4 separate regions of the Homo sapiens genome follow, and all the other regions are linked to region 3. Evidence: read pairs that join two places in POLR2A ChIA-PET (ENCODE). Cell type or tissue: OCI-LY7. All regions are shown on one strand.

The links. Peaks named below come from ENCODE experiments on the same cell type or tissue, not always from the same donor. Only the 100,000 strongest peaks of a DNase experiment are listed, where the experiment ranks them.
Region 1: POLR2A ChIA-PET joins it to region 3 with 9 read pairs; 2 of 35 experiments call an interaction of 5 or more read pairs at or near these places.
Region 2: POLR2A ChIA-PET joins it to region 3 with 5 read pairs; 2 of 35 experiments call an interaction of 5 or more read pairs at or near these places.
Region 4: POLR2A ChIA-PET joins it to region 3 with 7 read pairs; 2 of 35 experiments call an interaction of 5 or more read pairs at or near these places.

The regions. Positions count from the first base shown.
Region 1 is chrX:19,609,096-19,617,095 of GRCh38, reverse strand. The region is part of intron 8 of SH3KBP1 (SH3 domain containing kinase binding protein 1); the gene reads left to right. Among named protein-coding and RNA genes, the nearest start is that of MAP3K15, 98 kb to the right of the region's middle. In OCI-LY7, no CTCF peak of the experiment used is centred here; a DNase peak (open chromatin) is centred at 4,925; H3K27ac peaks cover 1,510 bases.
Region 2 is chrX:19,404,097-19,412,096 of GRCh38, reverse strand. It overlaps MAP3K15 (mitogen-activated protein kinase kinase kinase 15), which reads left to right. Exons shown (of 29, transcript NM_001001671.4): 12 at 2,124-2,173; 13 at 4,814-4,909. Among named protein-coding and RNA genes, the nearest start is that of PDHA1, 64 kb to the right of the region's middle. In OCI-LY7, no CTCF peak of the experiment used is centred here; no DNase peak of the experiment used is centred here.
Region 3 is chrX:19,801,871-19,809,870 of GRCh38, reverse strand. The region is part of intron 2 of SH3KBP1 (SH3 domain containing kinase binding protein 1); the gene reads left to right. Among named protein-coding and RNA genes, the nearest start is that of SH3KBP1, 82 kb to the left of the region's middle. RefSeq lists an enhancer at 6,389-7,309. In OCI-LY7, no CTCF peak of the experiment used is centred here; DNase peaks (open chromatin) are centred at 4,350 and 4,610; H3K4me3 peaks cover 2,388 bases; H3K27ac peaks cover 5,072 bases.
Region 4 is chrX:19,904,009-19,912,008 of GRCh38, reverse strand. No RefSeq gene overlaps it. Among named protein-coding and RNA genes, the nearest start is that of SH3KBP1, 20 kb to the right of the region's middle. In OCI-LY7, CTCF peaks have their summits at 6,829 and 7,040; a DNase peak (open chromatin) is centred at 7,038.

The DNA.
Region 1 (8,000 bases), 190 kb after region 3:
ACAAGCTGTAATTCAGGACTGCTGGGGTGGCTCAAATTTTCAGGGCAGGGAACTGCAAAAGAATGAGCTACACAAGGAAAGAGTGTCAGAAATGTATAGATCTAGATGATTTGGCCAAATACTAAGCCAGGCATCAGTAGGGCAAGACTCTACGAGGCCTGGCAGAAAATAAGAACTTGGAGGGGCTGTGAGCTGAGTGGATATCCCAGAGATCACCAGTAATGGGAGATGTTAGAGTTCTAGCTAAGCAGAGTAGAAAAACACGAGGTGCTATCCTCGTGTTGAGAACTTCTGGCATCCAGTTGAGAACCCAGAAAAGCCAGCCACAGGAACAGCACTACCCTAGACCCATTGTAACAAAGCCTAAAAACCCAAGCCTTGACCAGTCAAGCTGACCTGCAAGTAACCTGCCTACCATAGCAGAACTCAACACTCTTTCAGGGAAGACAACAAAATCCAGTCTTTGAACAACAGCATGCACAGTTGCTCAGCAACTGTTGAGATAATATAATCGCAAATGACTAGATCTGTGAAGAAGCAGGAAAATGTGAGGTGGCTTGAAGAAGACATAGGGGTGTTTCTGAGTACAGTTTTCAGGCATTGATACCTGCTTCAGTTAATATTGGCATCCCCAAGAGGAAATGTGTTTACTGTTTTTTTGTGTGTTATCCACCCAGTTTCTTGTTGCTAGTTATATAGTATGTAAAAAGAAAAAAGCAAAAGTTAGTATAGCAAAGCCTGTAAATTGTTGCCTGCTAAGAAGCCAGGATTTTTTGTAAGTAGTTCCACTCTGGGTCATGACTTCGTTGTATTACAAAAGAGTGAGTGACTGCCAGTCAGGCGTGGTGGCTCACACCTGTAATCCCAGCACTTTGGAGGGCCGAGGCGGGCAGATCACTTGAGTTTAGGAATTTGAGACTAGCCTGGGTAACATGGCAAGACCCTGACTCTACAAAAAATTAAAAAATTAGCCATGCATGATGGAGTATGCCTGTAGTCTTGGCTGCTCGAGAGACTGAGTGGAAGGATTGCTTGAGCCTGAGAGGTCAAGGCTGCAGTGAGCCATGATGTATTTATCCTTCTGTATAAAGACGTTCAACAATGGCTCTACTTTGGAATGCCACTGCACTCCAGCCTGGGCAACAGAGTGAGGCCCCGTCTAAAAAAAAAAAAAAAAAGTGAATGACTGCCTAAGCCTTAGTTATCCTGTGATGTTGGCATTTGGAATGTAGTGTTTTCTTGAGTAAGCTCGTCCCTAGGACTGTCTCCTCAGGCTTCTTTCTTTACTTTTGGCCTGCCAGGCATTGCTTCTGACACTGAATAGTAGTCAGTGTAGTCCTCGTTTTTTCTTCTTACCTTATAAACCATGATATGTGGCTGAGCCTCCTTTAGTAACTGATTTATGGGGATGTAGAAAATTCTGAGAGAAATCCCAGCCATGCAGAATAATTGCATCTCTTGGGGAGGTGTTAACAAGCAGAGGCAGAGATGAGTGCTTCTGGGCCCCGGCTTCCATGGAACTTTCGCTCAATAGCCCCCACCCCTAAGCTCTATGCAGAAGGCGTTCATTAGCAAATATTAAATGCCTGTTTCCATACTGCTGGTGGATGCTGAGGGTGTGAGGCCCTCTGGGGGCATGCTGAGGCTCACTTAACAGCCTCACCCAAATTGTCCAACACTCATTTTCTCCTCAAATGATATCAGGGAAGGTCATGAAGAACAGCCATGCTGGATAACTTCTGGGAAATTGGGACTGGGGAGCCTGGGGGCAGCTGACCACCAGAAGTGACTGAGCAGAATACATTTCTTTTTCGTTTGCATCAAGTGGTGTACCCATTTTTATGTTTTCAGTTTTTGGTTTGAAATGTCTGTTTCTAAGCTGCATGTTCCCATTTGAACTCAAAGAAGACACTTACAATGCCTGAGAAAATGTAGCCTTCCTTTTTGGGGTAATTTTAAAGTTTTTGCCACAATTTTGAATAAATAATAAATTCAGAACAGATCAGCAGGTAAAGCCTGATCATATAGATGAAGCTTCCTTTGTGTAGGAATTCTATACCTGCTTCCCCCTTGTTCAGTTTGACCTCACTTCTGATGTTTGAAAGTGGAGAGAAGTGGAACAACAGTCTGGAGGAAGATTGGGTCATTCATCTATTCAGTCAACATTTATTCAGAATTGACATGTTCCGGGCACTACGGCAGGAATTAGATGGAGACAGAGGTGTGAAGATAAGAATCCTCATTTTCAAGGAGCTTATCGTTTTCAGGAACCTTGTGACTCAAAGTATGGTCCACGGAGTAGCGGCATTGGCATCACCTGGGAACCTCTTAGAAGTGTAGAATCTCAGACTTGCCCCAGACCTACTGAATTTGAATTGGCATTTTCACAAAATCCCTAAGTGAGAAGCATGCACATTAAAGCTTGAGAAGCGTTCCTCTTAAATCACTGATTCTCAGCCTACACACTGGAAAAACCTAGGGACATTGTAAAAGCACTGATTTCCTGTGCCCATTCCCCACCCCCAAATTGTGATTTAATGGGTATGGAGTCTGGCCCAGACATCGGCATTTTCTTTTAAATTCCCAGGTGATTCTAAATGTGCAGACAGGTGTGAGAGCCACTCATCTAGTACATGGCTTTGTACTCTTGACAAAACAGCCCAAGATGAGATTGTAGCTCATTCTGTTAACCAATGTACAAGCTAGGTGGCAAGTTTGTCTTTTCTACAGATTTGAAGTGCCTAGACTAGAGGTAGGCACACCAGGTCTCACGTGCCCTCTCTGTGCCCACAGGTTGTATGTCAGGGAGTCGCTCTCAGCTGTGTGGAGCACTTCGGCCAGGTTACACGGGGCCATGCTGGCAAGATTGAACAGACTGAGGCCCGATACTGAAGTCTGGGCAAGGCCTCCTTCCTCAGACACACCCCGGGGCCTTGGCATCCCTCCCCTTGGACCCCCTCCAAGTGTGTGAGCTGCTGCCAGGGGGTTTCACCTGAGGCAGCAGGGACTAGGAGTGGCTCCTTGGCACTCGAGGATGGCGCTGGGTCGCATGACAAATGCACATGAGTGTAATTAAGCAGCTCTCCTGGTCACATTGTCCCTCAGGGATTCGGACCAGGCCATATAATCACGATGATGACAATAACAACAACCAGCTCTTGTGTCACTCTTTATACTTTGCAAAGATTTTCACATGTGTCAGGAAACCGAGATCCAGGGAGCTTTCGTCACTAGGGAACAGCTTAAGTGTCACATGGCCCATGCTTGCTCTGTTCCACCTCTCTCTGAGTTCCACTTGAACATGTCAGGCAAAATAAGGAATGGCTCCCTTGTGACAAAGTGAGTTCCCTGTTATAAGCAGTATGCTAGGAGGGAGTAGATAACCTGAGATGTAGCAGAACGCAGAGGCTGGACTACACAACGCCTAATGCTCAATTCATTCATTCCTTAAAAGGAAAAACATCATTTGCATTTTATAGGGAAAAGTATATGTTACCCTAATATCTCCCTGGTGTTGAGGCATAGAGAAACCATTTTGGCCATTTTAAGGACTTGAGTTTGAAAGAGTAAAAATGATATGTCAGAAATATGATTTCTTTCCATATTCTTGCTAAGGGTTTAGGTCTACTTTCCCCTGAGTTCATGCCAATAGAGCTTATGTCTAAACAGCAGCTTTCTGGAAGCGTCATCTACATGCTGCTCCTTTTCTCATTTCTACCTCCCACCTCATTCAGAGTTCATCCCCTCACCTGCCTACAATGCTCTTTCTCATTTGTATTAGAGTCTAAAACTCCATGAAGGTGACTGTCGTCTGGAGTTATGCCTGGGGTCCTGGTGTAATTTATTAATAGCGCCCCAGATTTGGAAACAAATTGTAGTACTTGGGCCACGTTACCTCTCTCCTCAGTGGTCAGCTACTGCCTCACCATCCTGCCTTCACTCAACTTCTACCGTCTTCCTTGGGGACATCCACTTCCGCCCTGATGGCAGTCGGGCCTCACAAGCGGTTGATCACCTGCCCCTCCTTTCTGCCCCTGTCACTCAGTGGGTGCTGTCTTGCCTCACACCTCATATCACTGTTCAGTAGATGTTGGAGGGGCAGGGTTTGTTCCAAGCTCTAATTCCTGTATATTCTCTTCCATGAGCACAGCTTTCCTCTCTCCCTCTTCTCTTCCTTTACGCTCAGCAAGTCTGCCCTTGACCATTCTCATTGCCTCAGTTCTTGTCCTTGTTCTCTGCTTCCAGGCTGCCCAGCTTGTCTTGGTCCCACTTGTTTGTAAATCCATTCTAGCACTTCTGCCAGTGTTTCTGTGCCATTCTGATTCACTGTGTCTGCCTCTCCCACTAGACTCTGAGCTTGGGAGCCCCACAAGGACATGATGGTTTTCTTTTCTCCCCTGGATTCATCTCCTGTCCTGCACATTTTAGAAGTCTAGCCCAGCCATTGGCATTTTTTTTTAAAATTCCCAGGTGATTCTAAGTGTGCAGCCAGGTTTGAGAGCCATTTTAGGTTCTCAGTAAATAAACTGAGGCCAGGCGCTGTGGCTCACGCCTGTAATTCCAGCACTTTGGGAGGCCGAGGCAGGCAGATCACCTGAGTTCAGGAGTTCAAGACCAGCCTGGCCAACATGATGAAACCTCATCTCTACTAAAAATACAAAAAAATTAACCAGGCGTGGTGGCAGGTGCCTGTAATCCCAGCTACTTGGGGAGGCTGGCGCAGGAGAATCGCTTGAACCTGGGAGACAGAGGTTGCAGTGAGCCGAGATCATGCCATTGCACTCCAGCCTGGGCAACAGAGCCAGCCTCTGTCTCAAATAAACAAACAAATAAATAGAATTTGCTGCTATTTTATACTTTCGAAAGCACAGCCCTCATACAAGTCTCTTCATCTCTGCCATCAAAAGACTAGTTCTTTTGTCTGGTTTGTTGAAGAGGACTTATTTTCACTTCTCATTTTGCTGTTAAAATTATTCCTATTTCCCTTAAATTAGCTTGTATTGCTGGGGGAAAAAAATGCCTTGCTTCTCTGTAAATCTCTATCCCACTCCAGGCATCCTGACCCTGTGCCCACTTTCTGTCTTATAGCAGACTCTTTTCTTTGGCTATTTTTCTTGTTTTTTTTTTTTTTTTTTTTTTCTACTTCTGCTAGTAGCACTAAATCACACTGGCAGTTTTCTCTTTTGACTGTACTTATCTCATCCATGGACCTTGTGTTTATTCTTGTACCAATCAGAACAATTAGACATATTGTGTTCTCCCTTCATGCTTCCCTTCTCTTCTTTGAATTATGCAATGAGTAGCACTGTTAGTGTTTTCCTTAAGAAGCAGAATATAGATGGGCCATCCAAGCCAGTCATCACCAAGGGGAAATATGAGACATACAATGTCATTATGTACCATTTTCTCCCGTAGGGGTGTATGGGATCTAAAGTTATTCTGGGCCGGGCTCGGTGGCTCACACCTATAATCCCAGCACTTTGGGAGGCCAAGGTGGGCGAATCACCTGAGTCCAGGAATTCGAGACCAGCCTGGCCAACATGGTGAAACCCTGTCTCTACTAAAAATATAAAAATTAGCCGGGTGTGGCAGTACATGCCTGTAATCCCAGCTACTTGGGAGGCTGAGGCAGGAGAATTGCTTGAACCAGGGAGGCGGAGGTTGCAGTGAGCCGAGATCACGCCACTGCACTCCAGCCTGGGCGACAGAGTGAGACTGCGTCTCAAAACAAAAGCAAAAACAAAAACAAACAAAAAAACCACAAAAAAAACCAAAGTTATTCTGGATGGGCTTTTGCTCATTAACATTTTCTATATTGTTTTTCTCACATGTGAAGCAAAAAAGGTTCTTGGGTTATTATTTGCATAAGACTAAGATGAAGCATGGATTTACACTGTTTAGAAAGTTTGAGCCCAGGTGTGGTAGCTCGCACCTGTAATCCCAGCACTTTGGGAGGCCGAGGCAGATGGATCCCTTGAGCCCAGGAGTTCAAGACCAGCCTGGGCAGCACGGCGAAACCCCATCTCTACTAAAAATATGAAAAATTAGCCAGGCATGGTGGCATGTGCCTGTAGTCCAAGCTACTCAGGAGGCTGATGTGGGAGGATCTCTTGAACCCAAGAAGTCAAGGCTGCAGTGAGCCGAGATCATGCCACTGCACTCCAGCCTAGACAATGAGAGTGTGACTCTGTCTCCCTGCAAAAAAAGATAGTTTTTTTTTGAATGCCTTTTGTGGGCATAGTTCTGTATCAGATGACCTGAAATGAATGTGGAAGGAAGACCAGTCCTCAGCTAAGCAAACCATTCACACATGTAAAGATTTCAGATTATTGCAAAAACTGTTAATGGTTCTCTCCTCTTTTGGTACTAGAGCACTCATTTGATCCCTGTTACCCAAAGGACCTTGCGTAATATTGTATGTCTGTCTTTCCCATACATCTCTAAGCTCCCTGGGGTTAGAGATCATGTTCTCTGCATCTGCATGTTTAAGGTTTGGTGCTTACAGAGCTTAAATATATTTTGCATTTAATAGATGTTTATTGAATTGAATATCATTAATTGCAAATTAACACTGTACTGAGCATTAGAGAAAAGATAAGGCATTCATCATAGTCAGTTTCTTAAAGGTGAGTTTCAAGTTGAGTTTTGAAGAAACCTAATTCCAAGAGTTAGGGTCAAAGAAATTCTACTCCCAGCTTCCTTCATAAGTTTTTCTGTTATCATTGATAATGTTTGTAACATCCTAGGGTCAGAAGAACCTCAGGAGCCACCAAATCCTGCCACCACTCCTGTTCATAAATCCCTTCTTTGAAGACTGATGCTAGTATTCAGGGGGTGATGTGACATGGGCAGGACCAGACTATCTACTTGGACTTCTCAATGTCATTTTTCCAGAAAGATAAGCATCCTTTCATGTTGAAAGACTTTTGGACCCTTGTTTTGTTCTGGGTAAATCTGAACTTGATACTTCAAGGGTCTTTGGTTTTTTTTGTTGTTAGTTGGGGCTAGAATTTATAGTCTGTGACTAAGGACTGATTTCCAAAATCTGCACTCTCTTCCCTAAGGAAGACCCTAAGGGGTCAGCTTATCTTTGTAACAGATACCACTGGGGCAGTGGAAGGTGGTGATGAATTACTTGCTACCTGAGGTGGGCCTTATGCTAACTTATAGAGAATTCCCACGAGTTTAGGCAGATAGAGGCCATCCTGTTCTACAGTAATTCAAGTATTGGACTGGAGGAGATCGCAGAACTCTCAGGGCTAGAAAGAGTCTGCATTGATTCTACAAATACTTATTATATGAGGCATTGTGTACATGGCTGGGGGTATAATGGTGAAAAGTCAGATGTGCTCCTCACCTTGCTGGAATGTATGATCTAACAAGGTACAAATGAGCCATACAAGCCATGGCTCTCCCAGGGCCCTACAGCAAGGCCTTAGGCCAGCTGCACATCTGGTACTTGAGCCCTTTTCTAATCCCACTGGTGTCGTGGAGACCATGGGTTCTCCATGGGCCCTGAACATGATCTCCTCTCTTTCTCTGTCACCTTCTTGCTTTCCCTTATGTGTTATCAGCAGGTTTTTTTGTTTGTTTGTTTTTTGGAAAGCCTTTTCTCATTTTGGGCTTCAGCTGGAAGTTGTTGATCACGAGACTTGGGAGTCTGCTATAGGACAAAAAGCAGGCTCAGGGTCAGGATGCCTGAAGTGGGATGGAGATTAACTGATTACAGGGATTTTATTCAAGGAATTTTATATTTGACAGTGGTGTGTATATTATATATATACTGGGCAGGAAGCGTTGCCCAAGTGAGGAGGTTTACAGTAGGCTGGATGAGCCCTGGGTCAGGCGGTAGAAGTGGAATTGGACTCGGAGGACAAATGTGAGACATATGATAAAACTCCAGCAAATGGGACTTCCAACCAGTTGAAAATGGGAAAAACTAGAAGTGGTTTTGTGGCATGAGATTATGTGCCCAGGAGAACCACGAGGCCATTAGGCTC
Region 2 (8,000 bases), 400 kb after region 3:
CTGGCTCCCATTTCTGTGCCTGAATCCAAAGGCCGACTCCTGCTGTCTGCCACTATCCTCTCTGCATGACTTTGGACTCATGTCTCCTCTGAAGTACACTTAGCCTTTCTATGCAGTTGGATGTGATTTGCTGGCTTTCATATTCTCCTACCCTCTTATGAGAAGCCTCCAGTGGCTTCCTGTCTCACGCAGAGTCAAAGCTGACATCCCGAGGGTGGCCTAGAAGTCCTGCATGATTTGCCCATGAGCTCTCCAACCTCCTCTTCTACTCCCATCCCGCTCACTCCACTGTAGCCATATTTGCCTCTTTGTTGGTCCCCGAACGTGCCAGGCACACCCCTCCTCAGGGCCTTTGCACTTGCTGTTCCCTCTGCCTGGAACTCTTCCCCCAGGCATCCACGTGGCTTCCTTCTTCCCCCACTTTAGCTTTCTGTTCAGAAGTCATCAGCGACGCCTACCCTGAACATCCTGTTGAACAACGTGACCCCCTGCCCTATCTTAATGCCCTTCCCTACTTTATTTGTCTTCATAACACTTTTCACCGCCCCCCATGGTATGATTTTACTATTTAATCTATTGTCCATCTCTCTTCACTCACATGCAAGGCCCATGAGGGCAGGAACTTTGTGGTTCTCTGCTGTGTCTTCAGTATTAGTACTTTGCCTAGCACATACATAGTAGGTGCTTGATCAACACGTATGACTAAAACTTCTCCCATCGGAAACCATCTTCCCAGTCTGTTCCTGTTGTCATTGCTCCAGGATGGCAAGAAACTAGTCATGTGCCTATTCATGGCAGTTCTCTTGAGCCAAATGCTCAGTCACATGGTTCTCATACTTTTCTTCCCTGGGTGGCTTAGTTGGTCACTTGTGACATTCCTCAGGCCAACCAAATGGAATTTTTTTTTTTTTTTGAGGCAGGGTCTCATTCTGTCACCTAGGCTGGAGTGCAGTGGAGTGATTTTGGCTCACTGGAACCTCTGCCTCCCAGGTTCAACTGATTGTCCCATCTCAGCCTCCTGAGTTGCTGGGACTACAGGCGTGTGCTACCATGCTCAGCTCATTTTTGTATTTTTAGTAGAGACGGGGTTTCAGCATGTTGGCCAGGCTGATCTCGAACTCCTGACCTCAAGTGATCGCCCCCACACCTCGGCCTCCCAGAGCGCTGGGATTACAGGTGTAAGCCACCACGCCTGGCCCAAATGGATTTTCCTACTTAAAATTATTTTCTGCAATTGTGATGTATTGATGTTATTGCCTATGGATTTTCCAAAACTGGAGTTTCAGATGTTCCTTCTCAGGCTTAGCTTTGTGCAAAGTGTAGTGGTAGTGAAGGGAGGGGACCGAGTTAGTTTTTGTTTGTAAGTGCAACTTGGGTGCTGTTTGAAATCCCAGTTAGTTTTTTTATTAGTCATGGTAGGCTAGCTTCTAAAACAAACAGCCCCCAAATCTCAATATCTTAACATGATAAAAGTTTATCTATGCCTCATGTCATATCCAGGTTGCAGAGGGTGGCGGTGGGGGGCATTCCATCTTGCAGTGGATGGGGAAAGAGGAAATAGAGGGTTGCTGTGGAGTTTTTGAGTCAGGCCTGCAGGTGATGCACAGCATTCCTGCTCACATCCCATTGGCCAAAACTCCACTGTATATCTCTCTAGCTGCAAGGGAGGCTGGGAATTGTAGTTCAGCTCTATGTTCAGGGAGAAAAGGAAGACTGATGAATGCTGAAAGGTGTCTGTCGCAGTCTTGCCTCTCCCAACATTTTTGCAAGTCACTCAACTTAGGTGGGCTAGTCCCATGCTTGTTTTAGAGTTTGCCTACTATGTTGACAGAAGATGAAAAGCCACTCACTGTGTGTTTATTCTATGCTTATTATTTCTATCTGAAACTTAGATTATTTCAAATTTACATCATTTAAACTGGATTAGAGATACAAATGAATTTTTATAATACATAAGAAAATGTTTCTGGTGTTCCATGTTATACAAGGTGTATTGCTGTAACCCGTAAAAAAATCACCACTGCAGGTAAAATAGCAGAAATGATTGACCATAGAATGAAACAAAAAAAATCATTTGCTTTAAAAAACTCAAACTATTGACTTCTGTCTTTGATAACTTGCAGAAACAGATGCACGAATGGAATTTTACAGCCTCTTCCATAAAGGGAATAAGGTAAGAACATAGGAGAAAATGGAGTTACTATTTTAATGCAAATGATGATAATGTTTTATGCACTTTAATGTTTCCACTTACTCATAATATGGAATGTTCTTATTTTTAATGGAATCCAAAGTGGACTCTCTATTATGTTGTCCTTCCTGAGCTAGTTATTAATACTAGTGTACTCCTAGTGAGAACTTCTTGGGTTATTATAATAGAGTAGCTTTGCTCATATTCAGCAGACTAAACTCACTTGTGCCATTTTTTTTAAAGAAGTGATCGGTAGGAAGAGAAGATGTATCTTTTTTGAGCCAAAGATGTTCAAGTGCTCAGTGACTCTGAGAACTGAAGCCAGGAGATGATTAGTGGCAACACTCGGGTTGGGGTCTTGTGAACAGAGTAATGGAGCTGGGAGATTTTTTTCAGGGAGGGCATGAGGTGGTGTATTCTCGGGAGAGGAGTAGCTCTTGCATTTTGGTTCAGGAGTGATGACAGTTTGAGCCTGAGCTGTGTGGCCTTACCCAAGCAGGGCTAAACATCTCAGCTGCACTTGTCACCCTGGCAGCTCATTCGAGGGTGAGACTGGCTGTGAAGTAGATGTGAGTTCTAATCTCTCTTTGCTGGGTGATGTTAGGAAAGTCACTCAGCTTCTCTAAGTCTCAGTTTCTTCCCTATTTTCTTCAAATAAAGGGCTTGTACTAGAACATTCCTTTCTCTGACTCTGAGGCTACCTCAGCCACTGAATGAATCCCCAGTTACTTCTAGACATAGTGTGATCCTGTCCTGGAAACATCAGTATTGAAATTAGGATACCATCAACATCACTTAAAAGGAGGGAAATAATTTAAGTACAAAGTAGTGCATTGGGATGATACTGCCCAGGAAATACAAGGCAATTTGAAATACACTCAGCAAAGCATACACAAAGCAGCAGAAAAGGGAATAAAATATGGTCTCTGTCCTCAAGGAGTTTATAGTCTCATGAAAAGGAAAGGTAAGGTATTTGAGAAATAATTTATTGTGGTATTACAAGAATTTCTAGACTCGGAAAATATCAGGACACAGTATTTGTGGCCACACGAGGGAAATGGAAATAAACACGGCACTGTAGCTCAAGAAAGGCCTTTCTTTAAATGTTATCTGGTCCATCTCCACCCAGTGTGTGTACCTGACTCTACAGCTCATCCAGCAAGCAATATTCAGCTTGCCTGAGCATAGCTAGTGACAGAAAATCTGCTAGTAAAATATGTATTTTTATTTTTTAAATTATTTTATTTTATTTTATTTTTTTGTCTTGCTCTGTCACCCAGGCTGGAGTACAGTGGCACGATCTCGGCTCACTGCAACCTCTGCCTCCCAGGTTCAAGCGATTCTCCTGCCTCAGCCTCCAGAGTAGCTGGGACTACAGGTGTGTGGCACAATGCCTGGCTGATTTTTGTATTTTTTGTAGAGTCAGGGTTTTGCCATGTTGGTCAGGCTGGTCTCGAACTCCTGACCTCAAGTGATCCGCCCGCGTCAGCCTCCCAAAATGCTAGGATTACAGGCATGAGCCACTGTGCCTTGTGAAGATTTTCAAAAATGTGTTACTTAGTAATTAAGTTGTGTTAGAGCAGGTAGTCAAGATCCTTCTGTTTGTGCCTCCTCATAGAGATACCTCTAGGTGCCATTTCAGCCATCAGTGGGGATTTACAAAGGGCCTGAGGGCGTATCATCCTCGCCCCACCCCTCCCCGGGACCCATGTGACCTGAAGAGTATACTTTGAGCGTTCCAGAGGCTCTCCAACTAACTGTGGTGGTTGCTTTACAGATTGATTTTCAAAACCTGCTCACTTATAATCTAGTTCTAATTCTTTTTGAATCTCCTCTGTACTCTTGGTGTTCCAACCCAGTGTTTGTCATGCAATCTATAACATAAAGAATGGTCTAGGACAGTTTGGATCTCAGCAAGAGATAACTTAGAAAGGATGAGATAAAGTGGCTTCAGTTGTTTGAAGGGACAATGATAGAAGAGAATCTAGCCTTCCTCTCCATAATACCTCCTGGCATGAGGGCCACTGCTCTCTGACATACAATCTACTAGCAGATTTCCTGTCACTGGCTATGTCCAGGCAAGCTGAATATTGCTTGTTGGATGAGCTGTAGAATCAGGTACAGACCCTGGGTGGAGATGGACCAGATAACAAACATTTAAAGGCCTTTCTTGAGCTACAGTGCCATGTTTATTTCCATTTCCCTTGTGTGGCCACAAATACTGTGTCCTGATACTTTCCGAATCTAGAAATTCCCTTAATACCACAATAAATTATTTCACAAATACCTTGCCTTTCTTTTTCATGAGATTATAAGCCCCTTGAGGACAGAGAACCATATTTTATTCCCCTTTCTGTTGCCCGTATGCTTTGCTTAGCACTGAATTATATTAAGAGTAAGTTCATATTAAGGTCAGTTGATAAATACAAACTCAAATATAAGCAAGATAAATGTCTCTGGTATTTAAATTTCATAGAGAAATAAAAGGCAGACTCGGGGGGTGTTTGTTTAAAACATTAATGAATCTTTCAGGAATTGATAAAATAGAAGAAAAGATTGTCTTGCAGATTTAGAGTGGGTATCATAACTTATGTATAAACATTATGCTTTGAAATTTTACAGCCTATCAAAGTTTGATGAAAGGTGTTGTTTTCTTTATGTCCATGATAATTCTGATGACTTTCAAATCTACTTTTCCACCGAAGAGCAGTGCAGTAGGTGAGTTACAGCCAATTCAGGTATTTGCAATGTAATTATGGCGAATCATTTTTAAAGGGCCTTTGTTCTGAAAGATATTTACTTGCTATTACTGTCTTTCTTGAAATGTTAACTTACATCTCAAAAAAGCTCTAAAATTTCTGTAATTCACATAGCAGGTAATTCAGCCATTTAAAATACACAACTTGGCCAGGTGCAGTAGCTCACGCCTGTAATCTCAGCACTTTGGGAGGCTGAGGAGGGTGGATCACCTGAGGTTAGGAGTTTGAGACCAGCCTGACCAACATGGAGAAACCCTGCCTCTACTAAAAATACAAAATTAGCCGGGTGTGGTGGCGCATGCCTGTAATCCCAGCTACTTGAGAGGCTGAGGCAGGAGAATCACTTGAACCCGGGAAGTGGAGGTTGCAGTGAGCTGAGATTGTGCCATTGCACCCCAGCCTGGGGAACAAGAGCGAAACTCCACTTCAAAAAAATAAATAACATAACATTCAGCATTTTTTAGTATAGTCATAGTTTTCCAACCAACACCATAATCTAGTTTTAGAATATTTTCGTCACCCCCACAAGAAACACACTATCCATAGAGTCATTCCTCATTCCCTCAACCTCGCCCCATCTTGGCCCCAGCCCTAGGTAACCATTAATCTTTGTGTCTCTATGGCTCTGCCTATTCTGGCCATTTCATATAAGTGGAATCATACAGTATGTGGTCTCTTGTGACTGGCTTCTTTCACTTAGCGTAATTTTTTTAAGGTTTATCCATGTGTAACACGTATCAGTACTTCATTTCTTTTTGTGGCTGAATGATATTCTTTTGTATGGCTATACCACAGTTTATCTGTTTTTCAGCCAATAGGCATTTGGATTGTTTGCACTTTTTGACAATTATGAATTGTACTTCCCTGAACATTCACGTGCAAGTATTTGTGAGGACATGTTTTTATTTCTCTTGGAGTCAAATTGCTGGGTCTTATGGTAACTCTACGTTTAACCTTTTGAGGAACTGCCAGACCATTTTCCCATTTTATATTCCCATTAGCAATGTATGTGGCTTCCAATTTCTCCACGTCCTTGCCAACACTAGTTATTATCTGTCTTTTGAGTATTGTAATCCTAGTGGATGTGAGGTGGGATCTCATTGTGGTTTTGATTCGCATTTTCCTGACGACTAATGATACTGAGCATCATTTCATGTGCTTATTGGCCATTTATATACCTCTGGAGAAATGTCTATTCAAATTCTTAGTCCAATTAAAAAAATTAAACTTTTTATTTTTGAAAATATTTACAGCCATAGGAAAGTTTCAAAATACAATACAAAGAATTTCCATATACGTTTCACACAGAATTTCTCAGGGTTTACCCCTTACCACATTGGTTTTACATTCTCGCTCTATGCATATGGTTATTTTTTCTGAACTGTTTAAAAGTAAGTTGTAGACAATGCTCCATTACCTGTAAATACTTGAGTGTATTTCGTAAAAACAAGGATACTGACTTGTGTAATTACAGTACAGTTATCTAATGAGGAAATTAAGATAGATATAGTACTATAATCTACAACATTTATCCAAATTTTACTTAGTGTCCCAATGATGTCTTTTATAGCAAAACAAAAGGTTTTTCCTCTGGTCCACGTTCCAATCCAGGATCACATGTTGCATTGAGTTGTCACGTCTGCATAGTCTCCTTTCACCTGAAAGAGTTCATCATCAGTCTTTGTCTTTTTTGACTTAATACTTTCCAAGAGTACAGACAGTTTATTTTGGGTAGTCCTTTGACTTGGATTTGTTTATCGTTTCCTCATGAGTACACTGATGTTATGTATTTGGCAGGAATATCACAGAAATGATGTTGTGTCCTTCTCAGTGCCTCATAACAAGGGACACAATATTTCTGTGTCATCATTGGTGATGTTAACGTGGATCATCTGGTGAAAGTGGTGTTTGCCAGCTATCTCCAAACTTTGCCCACTTATAATTGGGTTATTTATCATTTTATTATTGATTTTAAGAGTGATATATACATATATATGTGATATATTTTTTCTCTATGTAAGTTCTTTATCAGATATGATTTGCAAATGCTTTTTCCCATCCTGTAGGTTGTCTTTTCACTCTCTCGATGGTATCACTTGCAGCACGAAAGTTTTTAATTTGGATGAAGTACAACTTACCTATTTATTTCTTTTGTCATTTGTGCCTTTGGCTCTTGTCTTAGAAGCTTTGTCTAGCCTGAGGTGTTCTATGGTTTTTATGTTTTCTTCCAAGAGTTTTATAGTTTTAACTTTTATATGTTTAGGTTTTTGACCCATTTTGAATTCATTTTTGGATGTGGTGTAAGGTAGGGGTTCCAACTTTATTCTTTAACGTGGATATGTGGTTGTCCTAGCACCATTTGTTGAAAAGACTATTCTTGAAAAGACTATTCTTTCCCTGATTGAGTGGTCTTGGTACTCTTTTTGGAAATCAGTTGACCACAAATGTAGGAGTTTATTTCTGGACTCTCAATTCCGTTCCATTGTTTTGTATGTCTATTCTTAATGCAAGCACCATGCTTTCTCTATTACTGTAGCTTTGTAGTAAGTTGTAAAATCAGGAAATGTGAGCCCTCCAACTTCGTTCTTGTTTTTCAAGATTGTTTTGGTTATTGTGGATGCTTGCATTTCCACGTAAATATTAGGATCAGCTTATCAATTTCTGTAGAAAAATGGCAGCTAGGACTTTGACAGGGAATACGTTGGATATCTAGATCAATTTGGAGAGCATTGCCATATTAACCATCCTGGCTTCCAATCCATGAACACAAGATGGATTTCTATTTACTTAGGTTTTCTTGAATTTCTTTCAATGATAGTTTTGTAGTTTCAGTGTACAAATTTTGTACTTCTTTTATTAAGTACATACCTAAGGATTTTATTATTTTGATACTGGAGTTTTTTTAATTTCACTTTTGGATGTTCACTGATAATGTATTAGAAATACACTTGAGTTGTAAATGTTGATTTTGTAACTTACAACCTTGCTGAACTCATGTATTAGCTCTAATGGGTTTTATTGAATTCCTTAGGGTTTTCTATGTGCAATAT
Region 3 (8,000 bases):
ATTATATTAAATTAGGAATGTGGGTAAAAGGAAGCATGGCCGTCTGAAGGTTTAAGATGTTTGGTTACTAGGTGTTGCATAATGTACTGCAATCTGGGATCTGGCACTTGCTGGTTGACCTATGGTCTGCTGGCACATGCATTATTAATTATCGTTTTCCATGAATATTAATGATGGTTGGATATCAGTTTAAAGAATAGTGAATCAATTAACATGTAATTTTCATATACTTTGATTTATAAACATGCACATTTTAAGATACATTTGTTTTCTTTTAGAACATTAATTTTTCCATTTCAGTTTCTCCTTTCCCTTGATACTGACTTTTTTTTTCTTTCTTTCTTTTTTTGAGACAAGTCTTGCTCTGTCGCCAGGCTGGAGTGCAGTGGTGCGATCTCGGCTCACTGCAACCTCCGCCTCCCGGGTTCAAGTGATTCTCCTGCCTCAGCCTCCCGAGTAGCTGGGATTACAGGTGCACGCCACCACACCCAGCTAATTTTTTGTATTTTAGTAGAGACAGGGTTTCACCATGTTGGCCAGGATGGTCTTGATCTCCTGACCTCGTGATCTGCCTGCCTCGGCCTCCCAAAGTGTGGGGATTACAGGCGTGAGCTACCGTGCCTGGCTGATACTGACATTTAATGGTGTATTGGAGTGATTTATATTTTTTCAGGACAATTTCTGAAGCGTTGCCAAAAATGCTGGTTGTATTTTAAAATTCAGGTGATTTCTGTAAGTTATTGAACAAGAACCAAGTGCTGTACACATACCTCAGTCTATTTATATTATAGTACTCTTTTCTACCATGGCCACCTACAACTTAATTTTATAATTTGAAATGTTACTGAACCATGAAAATATAAAAGAGCATATAACCAACATCTAGCTACCCACTACCTAGTTCTATCAAATGTTGCCATTTTGTCATACTTACTTCTGATCCTTAAAAAAATAAATAAGTAGACTTCTGATTTCAGCTCAGAGATGTAGAGAGCTGCAAAGATGTCCCTCCCACGCTTCCAAGAAAAAATCTGGACAGATTGGAAATTAACAGAGAACTGAGTTTGCAGAGCAAACGACCATTTCAAAATCTGGAAAGAGGTGCCTTCTGAGACACAGGACAGGACCTGAGCATTTGTTTACAGGAGCAGAAGCCACCAGACCCCATAGAAGTAGGTAGGAAGATTAAGCTAGAAAATTTGACAAATTGCTGGAGGCTGAGTGTGGGCTAACTTGAGAGTGTGAAGTCTTGAGGGCAGCAGTTGTGGGGGAGGGGGTCCTATCCCTTTGCAGGCTTTTCTTCCAGGAACCCCATTTGGCTCTAACTGGGAGGGTGAGGGAAAATTCAGAGAAAACTCATGGTGCTGGCTCAGGAACCACTGAGCAATCTACTTAGACCCTTCTCCTTTAAGGAGCAAAAGGCTTATTCTGCAGAGGAAGGCTATGGTCTGAGGGCCCTGGTGAATTAACCATTGCAGATGGGGGATGGAGCTCCCCTTCAGCCCCTTCCCCACTCCATCTCACCTAAAAAAAAAGGTCTTTAAGCGGGTGGTAGACTGAGAACATTGGTGATACCTGCTACAGCTGGGGGTTTGGGGTGGGAGGAGCTGTATCCCTAGGGCAAATACGTTGTGAAGCCTACACCTTCAAGACACAGGCCCGCTGTGTATATTTTAGAGACTGAGACTTGAAATATTAGAGAACTGCCCTTCTTCCCTCACCCCACCTGCAGGCTAGCAAGCCCCCAGGAATAACAGTGGGTTACAGCAGGGAGAGCTGCAAGAGACAGGCTCACACTGGGAACAGCATAAAGGAAAGCCCCAAAGCCAAGAGAGGGGACAAAAAAGGTCACTAGAGGAATTTGAAGTTTTTGATGTTCATAGGAACAACAAACCTCAACGCAGCTCAACTCCTGACTAGATTAATATCAGTTCCACACTAAGGGCTCATTTACCTTAGTATCTGCTACCTTCTATGAAATGTCTGGCTTTCAACCAAAAATTACAAGGCATGCCAAAAGGCAGGTAAAAGCAGTCTGAAGAGACAAAACACTCAGTAGAACCAGATGCAAATGCGATATAGCTGCTGCAACGATCAAAACACACATGTATCTTACCTAGCTCTGTCCACTGAGTGCCCTTTCTGTGACAGGTGCCATTTTAGGAGCCATTTCAGAATGAGCTTAACAAGGTCTGAGCTTTTAGAGAGCTTACACTCCAACAGAGTACAGAGAGCTTAACCACAGACAAGTGAAAAGATAATTATAGATAGTGAAACATGCAGCCATGAAGAAACACAGGAGAGGAAAAGGCTAGAGTGGCTAGAGTGGCTGGTGGAGTGTGTGGGCTGTTTCAGGTGAGGAGAAGTTGGAGCCCACACGTGAATGATGAGGAAGAGGCTCCTGCCATTGCTAAGAGCCATCCAAGCAGAGAACAAGAAGCATAATTGCCCAGAGGCGTGAACAAGGTTGGATCCTCCCTCGGTCTGCACTGTTGCCTTGGAAGGTAAAAACGCTATGGGCATGGTGCTGATTACAGCAAGCTTTACAATTGTGTTGCTGTCATGGCCAACCTCTAGGGATAAAGTGGTGGGTGAGTTTTCTTTAAACATGTGTAAGAATTACCTGTCTTCCTCCATTTTGAGGGACAAGGAGAATCTGTTAGATCTTGTTTGTAACCACTTCAGGACCTGGTACAGGGTGAAAAGGAATGTGAATTTGCAATTGTGAGTAGATACTGCATCATTTATCCAGTGCAACTGTATTGTTCTTTGTATTAACTCAGCTACTCCTTACCCTCCATCCCTTGCCCCAAGTAGTGATTATTCCTATGTTATAGATGGGAAAACTGAAGCTCAGAGAGGTTGCCTGACTTGAAGATTGCAGATCTATTAAGGGTCAACCCAGTTATTTGAACTCTGGCAGCCTGACTTCCCAGGATTGTGTTGTGAGAACTAATTAGAAGGACAGGTATTCTTAAAAGTGGAGCCTCTGATGAAAAAGAAAACCGAAAACCAAACATAGTTGTAAAATTCACGTACTAAGTTTATGTGAAAACATTGGCTGCTGAAACTGCCTAAGGAAATGGATTTAGTAAATGCATGTTGAACTATCTATCACTTGTTCATTTGTCATGAGTGCTTAAAATAGATGAAAATGGGTAAATAGTTGCAACGTCCCAATTTCTGCTGTGTCTTACTACACAGCAGAATACTATACAGTGTTATTGTATAGTATTAATACCGTGAGGGCAATGTTGTCTGACACTTCCCTACCTGGAACATTCTGGAAATCACTTTTTGTGATCTCAATAACTGTTAAGTAATTGGTACCAGTCTAGTGGGTTGTTTTGTTTTTGAGATGGAGTCTCGCTGTGTCGCCCAGGCTGGAGTGCAGTGGCGCGAACTCGGCTCAGTGCAACCTCCGCTTCCCTGGTTCAAGCGATTCTCCTGCCTCAGCCTCCCAAGTAGCTGGGATTACAGGTGCACACCACCATGCCCAGCTAATTTTTGTATTTTAGTAGAGACAGGGTTTCACCATGTTGGCCAGGCTGGTCTCGAACTCCTGACCTCAAGTGATCCACCTGCCTCAGCCTCCCAAAGTGCTGGGATTACGGGCATAAACTACTGTGCCTGGCCCAGTCTACTGTTTTGTAGACTGCATTTTTCACCTGCTCAAATGCTTTTCATACTTTTTCTATAGTAGTGTTTATTTTTTGAGAAGATATGAGACATAAAATAAATGAACCATATTAAGTACATGACTGGAGAGGGAGACTGTTACATTGGATTAAGAAGATGCTTGTATCCATTGGTTTTTGTTTTTCACCATTAGGGGAAGAAAAACACCTTCCCAAGAGTACCTTTCTTGATACACCAAAAGGTTGCTGGTATTTGGTAATGATATATTCATTGAGGGAAATACCAGGTGAATGGAGAGTTCTTCAACCATTAGCAATAACTGAGCACCCACTGTGTGCATAGTTCCTTTATCTGTACCATTCATGGGACTGCATGTTAGATGAGGAAAACAGCAAACAGCAAATTTTTATATAGCACTTCCCAGGGACCAGAGACATTAAGTAAGTTGCCCAAGGGAGCACAGATTGTAAATGGCAGGTCTCGACGTGGGCTGGTGGGTGGCTTAACTCCAGAGTCTGTGTTCTCTCACCCCTAATTGTACTATGGTATAGCATTGTCTGGGTGGCCTTGGCTATGTTCACAAACCTCAAACCAGACGGTAATTAGCATGAGGGGCACCCAAATCTGTCAGGTTCGGAGAACTTCTGGGAGTCTTGGCTGAGCTCTGTGATAGGGTACTGTGAGGTGTTTTTTTTTTTTTTTTTTTAATATGCAGCCATGTCTTAATTGAAACCACAACTTCCTGTGGATGCCTTATGATGTTATTTGAACAAGGGAAATAAGCACATGAATCTTTAAAAAGTTTCAAGTATGTTGATTTTTAAGAATGGATGCAATTAGTAGTTCTCATTAGCTCCACAAATTATTTACCGTGGAATGCTTTGGTTCCACATAAAGCCCTTTAACGCTAAAAGATTTTGCAGGTTCTGCTGCTTTGACTATCTAGAGCTGATTTCGACTGGCAGCTTTAAACATGCGCAGTAATGCAAGTGCCGATGCTGCCAGCACAAATGGAACAATGTATTGCTTTAATTTAAAAAACAGGCTTTGTCTCATTTTTGACTCCCTTTACATTTAATCTGACTAGTCATGTTTTCTAGGAGGATGGTGAGGGTGAGAGCAGGATTTGACTCTGTTGTTCATCAATAAAGATCCTGGAAAAAACTGGAATGTGAATTTTGATTGTGCCCTCCCATTTGTAAAGGGGAAACAAACAAAAAACAAAAACCCTAGAAGATTCTGAGGCCAGACGACAGTGTAGCCTTAGGCTGCCTAAACTCAGATGTGCCCTTCTTCCTAGGATCTTGTTAAAAGGCAGATTGTGATGGCAGCGGGTGGGGGGGGGGGGGTAGGGTTTGGGCTGGGGGCGGGTAGGTTTGGGGAAGCTGAGATTCTGCAGTTCTAAGAAGCTCCCAGTCGATCCTCCTTTTAGTAGCAATAATTTCTGACACTTTAGACCTAGCTCTCTATCTTCTGGCTGTGTGGATCACCTGGGGGAGTTTAAACAACACAGTTTCTCACAGCCACACCAGACCTATTGAATCAGATCTCTGCAGGGGTGAAACCAGCAGGTATTTGGGGAAAAAAAAAAAAGCTATAGAAATCATTTGATAATACATCTGCCAGCTTTGTTTATTGGGGATGGGGGAGTAATGACAGCTTTGAAAACTTCACTGTTGGAATCAGATTGAGATGTTTAAAGTTAAGCTTTTTGACATCCTAAGGGCTTCCACTCCAAAACTACATGAGCTATCTTAGCAGCCACCCATCTTGGAAGGGAACTCACTAGTTCTTTATGAGTATGTCCAAACTGGCTTAGATCAGAGAGAGTGGAGGAAAAAAAGAGTACTTAATGGTTAGCTTGCTGACCTGCCTAGCATTAGATAATGTCTGTGAAGGCCCCTGGAGTGCCTCCAGGGAAGCCGGGGCCCAAATATGGAAAAGAGAAGTCATGATTATGAGGTAGGAGTTGCAATTACCATCGTGAATATTTAAAGTGTTATTTCAGCTCTTTCCTACGCTCCTGGGTTTGGGGTTTCATTTCTTTTTCCTTTTTTTTTAATATGGATTCTCACTCTGTCGCCCAGGCTGGAGTGCGGTGGCGCGATCTTAGCCTACTGCAACCTCTGCCTCCCGAGTTCAACTGATTCTCCTGCCTCAGCCTCCCGAGTAACTGGGATTACAGGCACCCGCCACCATGCCTGGCTAATTTTTTGTATTTTTAGTAGAGATGAGGTTTCACCGTGTTAGTCAGGATGGTCTCGATCTCCTGACCTCGTGATCCGCCTGCCTCGGCCTCCCAAAGTGTTGGGATTACAGGCGTGAGCCACTGTGCCCAGCCTGGGGTTTCATTTCTAGCAGTGTGTGGGGAGCCAGGACAGGTTAGAAAGAAGGGCCAGGGGATGTCTTTGTTGTGATAAAGCAGATACCACCATGGAGTTTTGCCACTTTCACGGTATGATTTTATTTTATTTTATTTTTTTTGATAACTGAGACACCCCAGCAAGTGTCTTCTTAACATTTCGTAAATCTTACTATTAATCTTTTCCCCTGAGGTCAAGCAGGAAGATAAGACACCAGGTAGAGACTTAGCTTTCGCCCTCCTCAAGCTATTGTGTCTCTCTTTTAACTTGGAGTCTTTCTTTAAAACCAAGTGTTTCCCAGTGTTGCGTGTGTGACTTTTCTTAACTCCTTACATTATCTAAGGATTAAAAAAATAAGGGGCTGGGTGTGGTGGCCTATGCCTGTAATTCCAGTGCTTTGGGAGGTCAAGGCAGGAGGATCACTTGAGACCAGGGGTTTGAGACCAACCTGGCCAACATAGCGAGACCTTGTCTCTACACTAAATTTAAAAATTAGCCAGGCATGGTGGTGTGTGCCTGGCTTGGCACTTGGGAGGCTGGGGTGTGGGAGGATTGCCTGAGCCCAGGAGTTAGAGACCAGCCTGGACAACATAGTGAGACAATGTCTCTAAAATAAATAAGGGAAACCTCACAATCAGAAAAATAAAAAAAGTTGGACATTCCCTGTCTTCCTTTTCTGAAGCTTCTACGGTGAGAGATGTTGTGCATTGTCACCATGAACTTCTGTGTCAGGGAGGGTTGGAGCCGAGAAGCAGAGCGCTAAGTGTGATCTGGATAAGGGATTTCCTGCACGTTGTGGAAGCTGCCAGTGCAAGCTGCCCCCTGTGTCCTGTACTGAGTCTGAAGTCGCTGGAGGAAGGTGGGTGTGGATGAGAGCAAGGACTCCTGGAACCTGCCTCTGGCTCTCACGCCCCCAACCTCAATGACACAGTGCCCTGTGGGAGAGATTGGTGCCCTTCCCGAAAGAGAAAGATTAGCCCAGTCCAGTGGGCATCTGTTGAGTGTCTGCTATGTCTTGAGAGCTGTTCTGGGCCCCGGGGGAGAGCATGAGGGGAGAGACTGACCTGGAAGCACACTTTTCCAACCCGTTGTGGTGCGTGCCCAGTACGCTAAGGGAGCACAAAGGGAGGGGGACCTAAGAGCCTGGGGCAGAAGAGGAAGGAATTTGATCAGGTGAAGAGGACGGGCCAGAGCCCAGAGCGAGTGAGAATGAGGGTATAGTGTGAGTGTGAACAGAGGCCTACAGCTTGATGAGTACCTAGAAATAAGCCTTGCCAGAGTAAAATGGGAAGCAAGGCCAGAAGGTGAGAGGGATCTTGCACGCCCTTGAAAGGAACTTGGACTTTTGGGGTAATTGGGAACCACTGAGGCAGGATTCTAAGCAGGGGTATGCCGCACCGTCACATGTGGATGGAGGAAAGTTCCTTCAATCTGTGACCTCTCCTGAATGAGCACCTGCTCCCAGGCAAGGTTTTTATTTATTTTTATTTTATTTTAATATTTTGGAGTGCAGTGGTGCAATCTTGGCTCACTGCAACCTGCGCCTCCCAGGTTCCAGTGATTCTTGTGCCTCAGCCTCTCGAGTAGCTGGGACTACAGACATGCGCCACCACAACTGGCTAATTTTTGTGTTTTCTTGGTAGAGACCGGGTTTCCTTGTGTTGGCCAGGCTGGTCTCGAACTCCTGGCCTCAAGTGATCCGCCCACCTGGGTCTCCCAAAGTGCTGGGATTACAGGCATGAGCCACCGCACTGAGCCTCCAGGCATGTTCCCCACTGGCCACCCCTCCCCGAGACAGAGCCTTGCTCTGTCGCTCAGGCTGGAGTGCAGTGGTGTGATCTTGGATCACTGCAACCTCTGCCTCCTGGGTTCAAGTGATCCTTCTGTCTCAGTCTCCCAAGTAGCTGGGATTACAGGCACCTGCCATCATGCCCAGCTAATTTTTCTGTATTCTTAGTAGAGACAGGGTTTCTCCATGTTGGCCAGGCTGGTTTCAAA
Region 4 (8,000 bases), 100 kb before region 3:
AGATTGGATGCTGCCTGGTTCATGAATCACTAATAAAAGCCAATCAGATCTTTGAAACTCAGTTTGTTGAATTTTTGTCCTTGACAAAGTAGATAGAATAGTATGTAAAAGGGAGAAAAATTTGTCTATAATCCCACTGCTCATAAATATTTAGTGCAGACTAACATTTTGGTATTTTCTCATTAGTCTTTTTTCTGGGCTTTATTGTTTTGGTAGTTGAGATTATACTTTATTACATTTTTAAGGCCACCTTGTCCGGCCTTAAAAATGTTTTATGAAATCCTGAATTATATTAAAATTTAGGGGTTTTGGCTGGGCACAGTGGCTCATGCCTATAATCCCAGCACTTTGGGAGGCAGAGGTGGGCGGATCACCTGAGGTCAGGAGTTTGAGACCAGGCTGGCCAACATGGTGAAACCCCGTCTCTACTAAAAATACAAAAATTAGCTGGGTGTGGTGGTGCGTGCCTGTAATCCCAGCCACTCAGGAGGCTGAGGCAGGAGAATTGCTTCAACCAGGGAGGTGGAGGTTGCAGTGAGCCCAGATCGCACCACTGCACTCCAGCCTAGACAACAGAGTGAGACTCTGTCTCAAATAAATAAATAAAATTTAAGGGTTTTGTTTGTTTTGATGTACACATCATTTAAGATGTTAAAAAGTAGATAGAACTTTACAAATAATTTTCTAATGTAAATTCTCATCCCAAATTCTAATCCCTTCTAATGATACTCATTATAATATTTAGTAAAGAAGAAATAGACTTTAATGTTGAGTTCTCCCTGATGACAGTTTCTGCAAGTGATTGCAGGGAACACAATGCCACTAACTTAATAGTCTCTTAACAACTATGGTGAAAAAAAGTTCCCAAAATAATGTTCAAAAAGCTAAACATAGGATTACCATGTGGCCCAGCGATTCCTCTCATGGGTGTGTTCCCCCAAAGAATCGAAGACAGGGACTCAGACACTTGTATGGCAACTTTAATTGCAGCATTATTCACAATAGCCAAAAGGTGTCAACAACTCAGGTGACCATCTGGATAAACAAGACTCAGATTGGTGGCCTTCCCAACCTAGCCTCGCTGAGTTAGCTGCCCCTCCTCTGGGTTCCCAGAATACCCAAACACACCCCTGCTTAAGATTAAGCACGTCAAATAAGGACCTGTCTATCTCTCCCCCTCTATCTAGATCAGTGCCTGACTCAGAACTAAGAAAGAAAGATACTTGCTGAATGGCTAAAGGGCCAGCTTCTTTTTTTTTTTTTTTTTTTTTTTTTTTTGGTCAACGTTGACCAGGTTGGCCTCGAATGTGTAGCCTCACCTCCGTGTGCGCCAAGACAACCGGCCTGAGCCACTGTGGCTACCAAAAGCCACCTTCTTAAGCAAAATCTTATAGTGGCTTCCTGGTACCCACAGAAAAAAAAAAAAAAAAAGTTCAAATTCTAGCACCTGGCTTATGAACTGCTTGAAGAGAAAGGTGGGGAGGTGGGCTGCCCTTCAGGTTTTCTACTACCCAACCTTGTCTCCCAGCAGCTCTCCCAGGAGACCTTTGTTTCATGGTTTCCTGAAGATGCAGGGATGAACCATCAGGCTCTGTGCATCTGCTCTGGGCCAGGTGCTATGTGAGAAGACGTGTCATTGGCCACCCTCGGTGGGCTTCCTTCTGACCCCAAGCCTTGGCGTATTCATTCACCTCCCCAGCCTCTTCCCTCCCTGCCATTGATCCACATTCTACCTATTTTTCCGTATGGGCATTTCTACCAATACTTTAGTTCACCTTTTTCCACTTCAAATTCTTAGCATTTCGAGAACAGAGGTCTTGTAATTTTCCTTTTCACTAAGAGGCTTGGAGGTGAATTATAGTCACCCTATTATGCTATGGAACACTAGGTCTTACTCCATGTATCAACCTATTTTTGTACCCATTAATCATCTCCTCCTTACCCGCCCCTCCCCACCACCCTTCCCAGCCTCGTAACCATGCTACTCTAGCTCCATGAATTCAGGTTTTGTGTGTGTGTGTTTTTTTTTTAGCTCTCACATATGAGTGAGACCATGTGATATTTGTCTTTCTGTGCCTGGCTTATTTGACTTCACATAAGTCCTCCAGTTTCTATCCATGTTGTTGCAAATGACAGGATTTCATTATTTTTATGGCTGAATAATAGTCCATTGTGTATATGCACCATGTTTCCTTTATCCATTCAAAAGGAAAGAGTGGAACTGGAATGTTTCTTTTTTTTTTCTTTTCTTTTTTTTTTTGAGACGGAGTCTCCCCTTGTCGCCCAGGCTAGAGTGCAGTGGCAATCTTGGCTCACTGCAACCTCCGCCTTCCAGGTTCCAGTGATTCTCCTGCCTCAGCTGTTGGAGTAGCTGGGATTACAGGCATGCACCACCATGCCCAGCTAATTTTTGTATTTTTAGTAGAGATGGAGTTTCACCATATTAGCCAGGCTGGTCTCAAACTCCTGACCTCAAGTGATCCACCCGCCTTGGCCTCCCAAAGTGCTGGGATTACAGGCGTGAGCCACGGCACCCAGCTGGAACTGGAATGTTTCTAACACAAATAATAAATGCTTAAGGTGATGCATATCCCAATTACCCTGATGTGATCATTACACATTGTATGCTTATATCAAAATATCACATGTTGCCTACAAATATATACAACTATTATGTATCCATGATAATTAAATATATATATATTTTGGCCAGGCATGGTGGCTCATGCCTGTAATCCCAGCACTTAGGAAAGCTGAGGCAGGAAGATCACTTAAGGCAAAAAAAAAAAAAAAAAAATAGAGTCATCAATAGATACTAAATATATGAGGCAATTTTGATGAGCAGGACATTTCAATGTGTAAAAGTGTCTTCTCACAGATCGCTTATTTATTGCAAGGCAGGAAGGAAAAACAGCAATTATACAGTGGAAAGAACAGACAACTCCTTGACTAGGGGATGGAAATTAACATCACCAAGGAGGAGCAGATGGACATCAGTGTGATACTGTTACAGTGGGTAGCTAGTCTGGTATGAGCAGGGCAGGAGAGGGCTCCCCCGACCCACATACCAGGAGTGTCAGGCAACCATCAGGTGATAGTCAGGCGGTGGTTAACTGTCTCTCTAAAATAATGGTGATCAGCAGCTTCCCGATAAGATCTCAGGAGTTGGGAGGAGTAACGCAAGACCCCAGAAGTATGCCAACCTATAAAACCCCAAGTCAAAAGGTCAAACCGTGCACTTGCTTTTCAGGTCGACTGCTTGGCTTTCTTCCAAGTATACTTCATTTCATTCCTGCTCTAAACTTTTTAAATAAACTTTCATTCCTGCTCTAAAACTTGCCTCCATCTCTCCTTCTGCCTTATGCCTCTCAGTCCAATTTTTTCTTCTGAGGAGGCAGTAATTGAGGTTGCTGCAGACCCGTACAGGTTCATTGCCGGAAGATATTTTGGTGCCGTGTGACACGGATATGGATTCTCCACTGCTAACAATAGATAACACAGCATCACTAATATGGTATGTTGGCTGGGAATGCAGCACTTGAATATAATCATAAAGAATCATCAGACAAACCCAAAATGAAGACCATTCTGGTTTTTAAAGAGGGCCTCCATTCTTTCTTTCTTTTCTTTTCTTTTCTTTTCTTTTTTTTTTTTTTTTTTGAGACAGAGTCTCCGTCTGTTGCCCAGGCTGGAGTGCAGTGGCACAATCATGGCTGACTGCAATCTCAACCTCCTGGGCTCAAACGATCTTCCCACATCAGCCTCCCGAGTAGTTGGGACCACAGGTGCATGCCACTGCACCTGGCTTTTTTTTTTTTTAAGAGATGGTGGGGGGCGGTGGGGGGGTCTCCTTATGTTGTCCAGGCTGGTCTTGAACTCCTGACCTCAAGCAATCCTCCTACCTTGGCCTCCCAAAGTGCTGAGATTACAGGTGCGAGCCATCATGCCCAGGCATGTTGATGATTTTGGTCCAAACCAATCTTCATGGCTATGGTGGCAAAATGATGATTTTCTAACTCCAGTGCTCCCTCTACACTTACCAGCTGGCATTGGCATTCTGCTGTAAGCAAGACTCCTCCCTTCTTCCCTGCTTATTTGTCTATTTATTATTGATATGGATTCATTTCTACTTTTTCAGTGGCTTATAATTCATTATTGTCCTTGATTATTTGGGAGCTCAAATGATCCTAGCTTTGGCCAGTGGGAGCCCCTTTAAGCTGATTGCTGTGTCCTCTTGATATGGACCTATCATTCCTTTTTTGACTTTATCTTTTTTATTTCAGTAGGTTTTTGGGAAACAGGTGGTGTTTGGTTACGTGAATAAGTTCTTTAGTGGTGATTTCTGAGATTTTGGCGCACCCATCACCAAGCAGTGTACACTGTAACCAATCTACAGTATCCCTTGCCACCCCCCACCCTTTGCCTCAAGTCCCCAAAGTCCATTGTATCATTCTTATGCCTTTGCATCCTCATAGCTTAGCTCCCACGCATGAGTAAGAACATACAATATTGGTTTTCCATTCCTGAGTTACTTCACTTAGAGTAATAGTCTCCAGCCAGGTGCAGTGGCTCATGCCTGTAATCCCAGCACTTTGGGAGGCTGAGGTGGGTGGATCACCTGAGGCCAGGAGTTCGAGACCATCCTGGACAACATGGAGAAACACCGTCTCTACTAAAAATACAAAAAAAAAAAAAAAAAATTAGCTGGGCGTGGTGGCTCATGCCTGTAATCCCAGCTACTTGGGAAGCTGAGGCAGGAGGATCACTGGAACCCAGAAGGTGGAGGTTGCAGTGAGGTGAGATCACACCACTGCACTCCAGCCTGGGTGACAGAGTGAGACTCTGTCTCAAAAAAAAAAAGTCTCCAATTCCATCCAGGTTGCTACGAATGCCATTATTTCATTCCTTTTTCGTTATTTCATTCCTTTTTATGACTCAGTAGTATTCCATTGTGTGTGTGTGTGTGTGTGTGTGTGTGTGTGTGTGTGTACCACATTTTCTTCATCCACTCGTTGACTGATGGGCATTTGAGCTGGTTCCATATTTTTGCAATTGCAAATTGTGATATGCACCTATCATTTCTTTTTAGCACTTCTTTGCTCTGATGCATAACAAAATGTTTTGGTCTTTATCTTGGACATTCCCTGCCCCAGGCTTGAAATCATTCATTTTTCTAAGGAGTCCTGGTTCCTTTTAGTGGGGGATGGTATTAGAGTCCAAGACTTGGGCCCTAGTGCCCATTGCTACTGGAGTGTCTTTGCTTATAAGCATTTTCAGCAGCCATATCTAGGAAACACACACACACACATACATGCATATATATACATATTTTAGAAATGATGAGGTCACACTGGCACCTACCATCCATCTCCATAGGATTCTTCCTTGCCTTCTCCTGTTTGATATTTGTATGTCCCTTCCTCCACAGTGAGAACCCTGGCTCCCAACATCAAACGATTTAATCATTTGCTCAATCCCATAATACATCTAAAGTAGTTTCGGAATTGCTTCACTTATACCACAGCAGGAAACAAACCTACTAAAAATAGTTCAGGATTTGTTTGCGGTTCTTCAGTGCCATGCCCCAAAGACAGAAGGTATATGGACAAATACTGTGTACATAAATTACTTGCATTAGTCTCCTCCACTCCTACCCCTGTGATATGGTCATGTTCTTCATTAGAAATACAGTTGTTTTTTCCAACTTGTTTTCAGTGGTAGCTCTCCCCACCATCCATGTTTATTTGATTTGATTTTTTTCAATATGTAGAACATTAACATACTTCCTCAAATCAAACTATACCAAAAGGTATGCTCAGGGAAGTGTCACTTCCTCCTGTATTCCTTCAATACTATTCCTTCCCACTCCTTGTAGGTGACCAACTTCGGGTTTCTCATTCCTGTGTATTTTTTGGTATAGACAAGCAGATATATGTATGTTTTCTTATTCCGCCCCCCCTCCCCGTTTTTTTCCATATACAGAAAGCAGCATCTTCTATATTCTCTTTTGCACTTTGCTTTTTTCACTTAAGAAATCTTGGAAATTGTTCCATACCAGTTTGTGCGATTGTCTTTTTTTTTTGACACGGAGTCTTGCTCTGTCGCCCAGGCTGGAGTGCAGTGGCACAATCTTGGCTCACTGCAACCTCCACCTCCTGGGTTCAAGCGATTCTCCTGCCTGGGCCTCCCAAGTAGCTAGGATTACAGGCGCCTGCCACCACACCCAGCTAATTTTGTATTTTTAGTAGAGAGAGGGTTTCACCATGTTAGCCAGGCTGGTCTCAAACTCTTGACCTCAGGTGATCTGCCTGCCTTGGCCTTCCAAAGTGCTGGGATTATGGGCGTGAGCCACCATGCCTGGCCTCATTCTTCCTTATAGCTGCATAGTACTCCACTGTGTAGCTGTTATCATAACTTATTCAACCACACTCTTATATTTGGACATTTAGGTAGTTTGACATTTTGCAATTACAAATCATGCTGTAATCAATAACCTTGTGCATATTTATTTTCATATTGTTGGAAGTGAATCTTCAGAGTAAATTCCAAAAAAAAAAAAAAAAAAGTGAGATTGCTGGGCCGAAGGGTAAAATGTATATGGAATGTTGTTAGATATTGCCAGCCCTTCTCCATGGGAGTTGGACCAGGGTGCATTTCCCCCAGCAGTGGATGAGAGTGCCACTTACCCCACAGTCTGGCCAGCAGTGTATTGACAAGCTTTTGAATTTTGCCAATCTGACCCATGAAAAATGATATCTCAGCATTTCAACCTGAGCTATTTTAATTTCAAACGCTAGAAAAAAGTCCTGGTTACAGTGTGATTGTCAGGTATTGAAACAGATTTTATAGACTCTCAACTTGGTATTCTCTAGAAAACTCTCTGGAAACAGTTTTCACCCTAGGAAAATTTTAGCATACATCCCACCCAACTGGATGGGGATGACTTCTGAACCGCTCTAACTGGTTTTTCTGCAATTTGGTCTCTTCCTGTTCATGTTTTAGCAGGTGGGGACTCTTCTAAAGCTTTCTTGCCCCACCTATTGGGCAAGAAGGGGAATTGAGCTGCCTTTCTAAAATACTGCCTAGAAACCAGATGACATGCAGCGCCCGCCAAGATGTTCTGGCCTCATAGACCTTAGTTCAAAACAAGAATCTAAAGAGAACACGATATGTAGATTTATAGCAATGGCTCCAACATACTTCTAGAACATGTATACCTAAACCACATTCTGGAGAGCGTTAGTTAATAAAGATAGTTGACATATTTTTTCTTAGCCGTTCTAACTCCTACATGTGTAAATTTTGGTGACAGCTGCTTGCTGCAGTTAGCCCCTAAGGTCTCAGATGCTCATTTTAAAAAGTTACTTCTTTACACGAAATGGAAGTAATTATTTTCTGGTTATGAGTAATGCATGCTTGATACGGGAAAGAAATCCTAGAAAATATGGGAAAGTATAAAGAAGAACATTAAAATGACCTGTATGCCTACTACTCAGTGGTAAGCATGGTTAACAGTTTGGTCTTAGTCCTTGTGTTCAGGCACAGTGGCTCACGCCTGTAATCCCAGCACTTTGGGAGGCTGAGGAGGGGGAGGATCATTTGAGTCCAGGAGTTTGAGACCAGCCTGGGCAACATAGTGAGACCCTGTCTCTACAAAACATTAGAAAAAAAAATTAGCTGGGCATGGTGGTGCGCACCTGTGGTCCCAGCTATTCAGAAGGCTGAGGTGGGAGGATCACTTGAACCCAGGAGGTCAAGGCTGCAGTGAACCGTGATCATACCACTCCAGCTTGGGCGACACAGTGAGACCCTGTCTCTGGAGAAAAAAATCCTTGTGTACTTTTGGCACATATATACCCACTTTGCATGCACACACATACACTTTTCTACTCTGTTTCTGTCTCTATATATGTATATATACACATATAGGTGTACATACCTACATATACAAAAATGCTCATTTTTCATCCGGGTGTGGTGGCACACCTGTAGTCCCACCT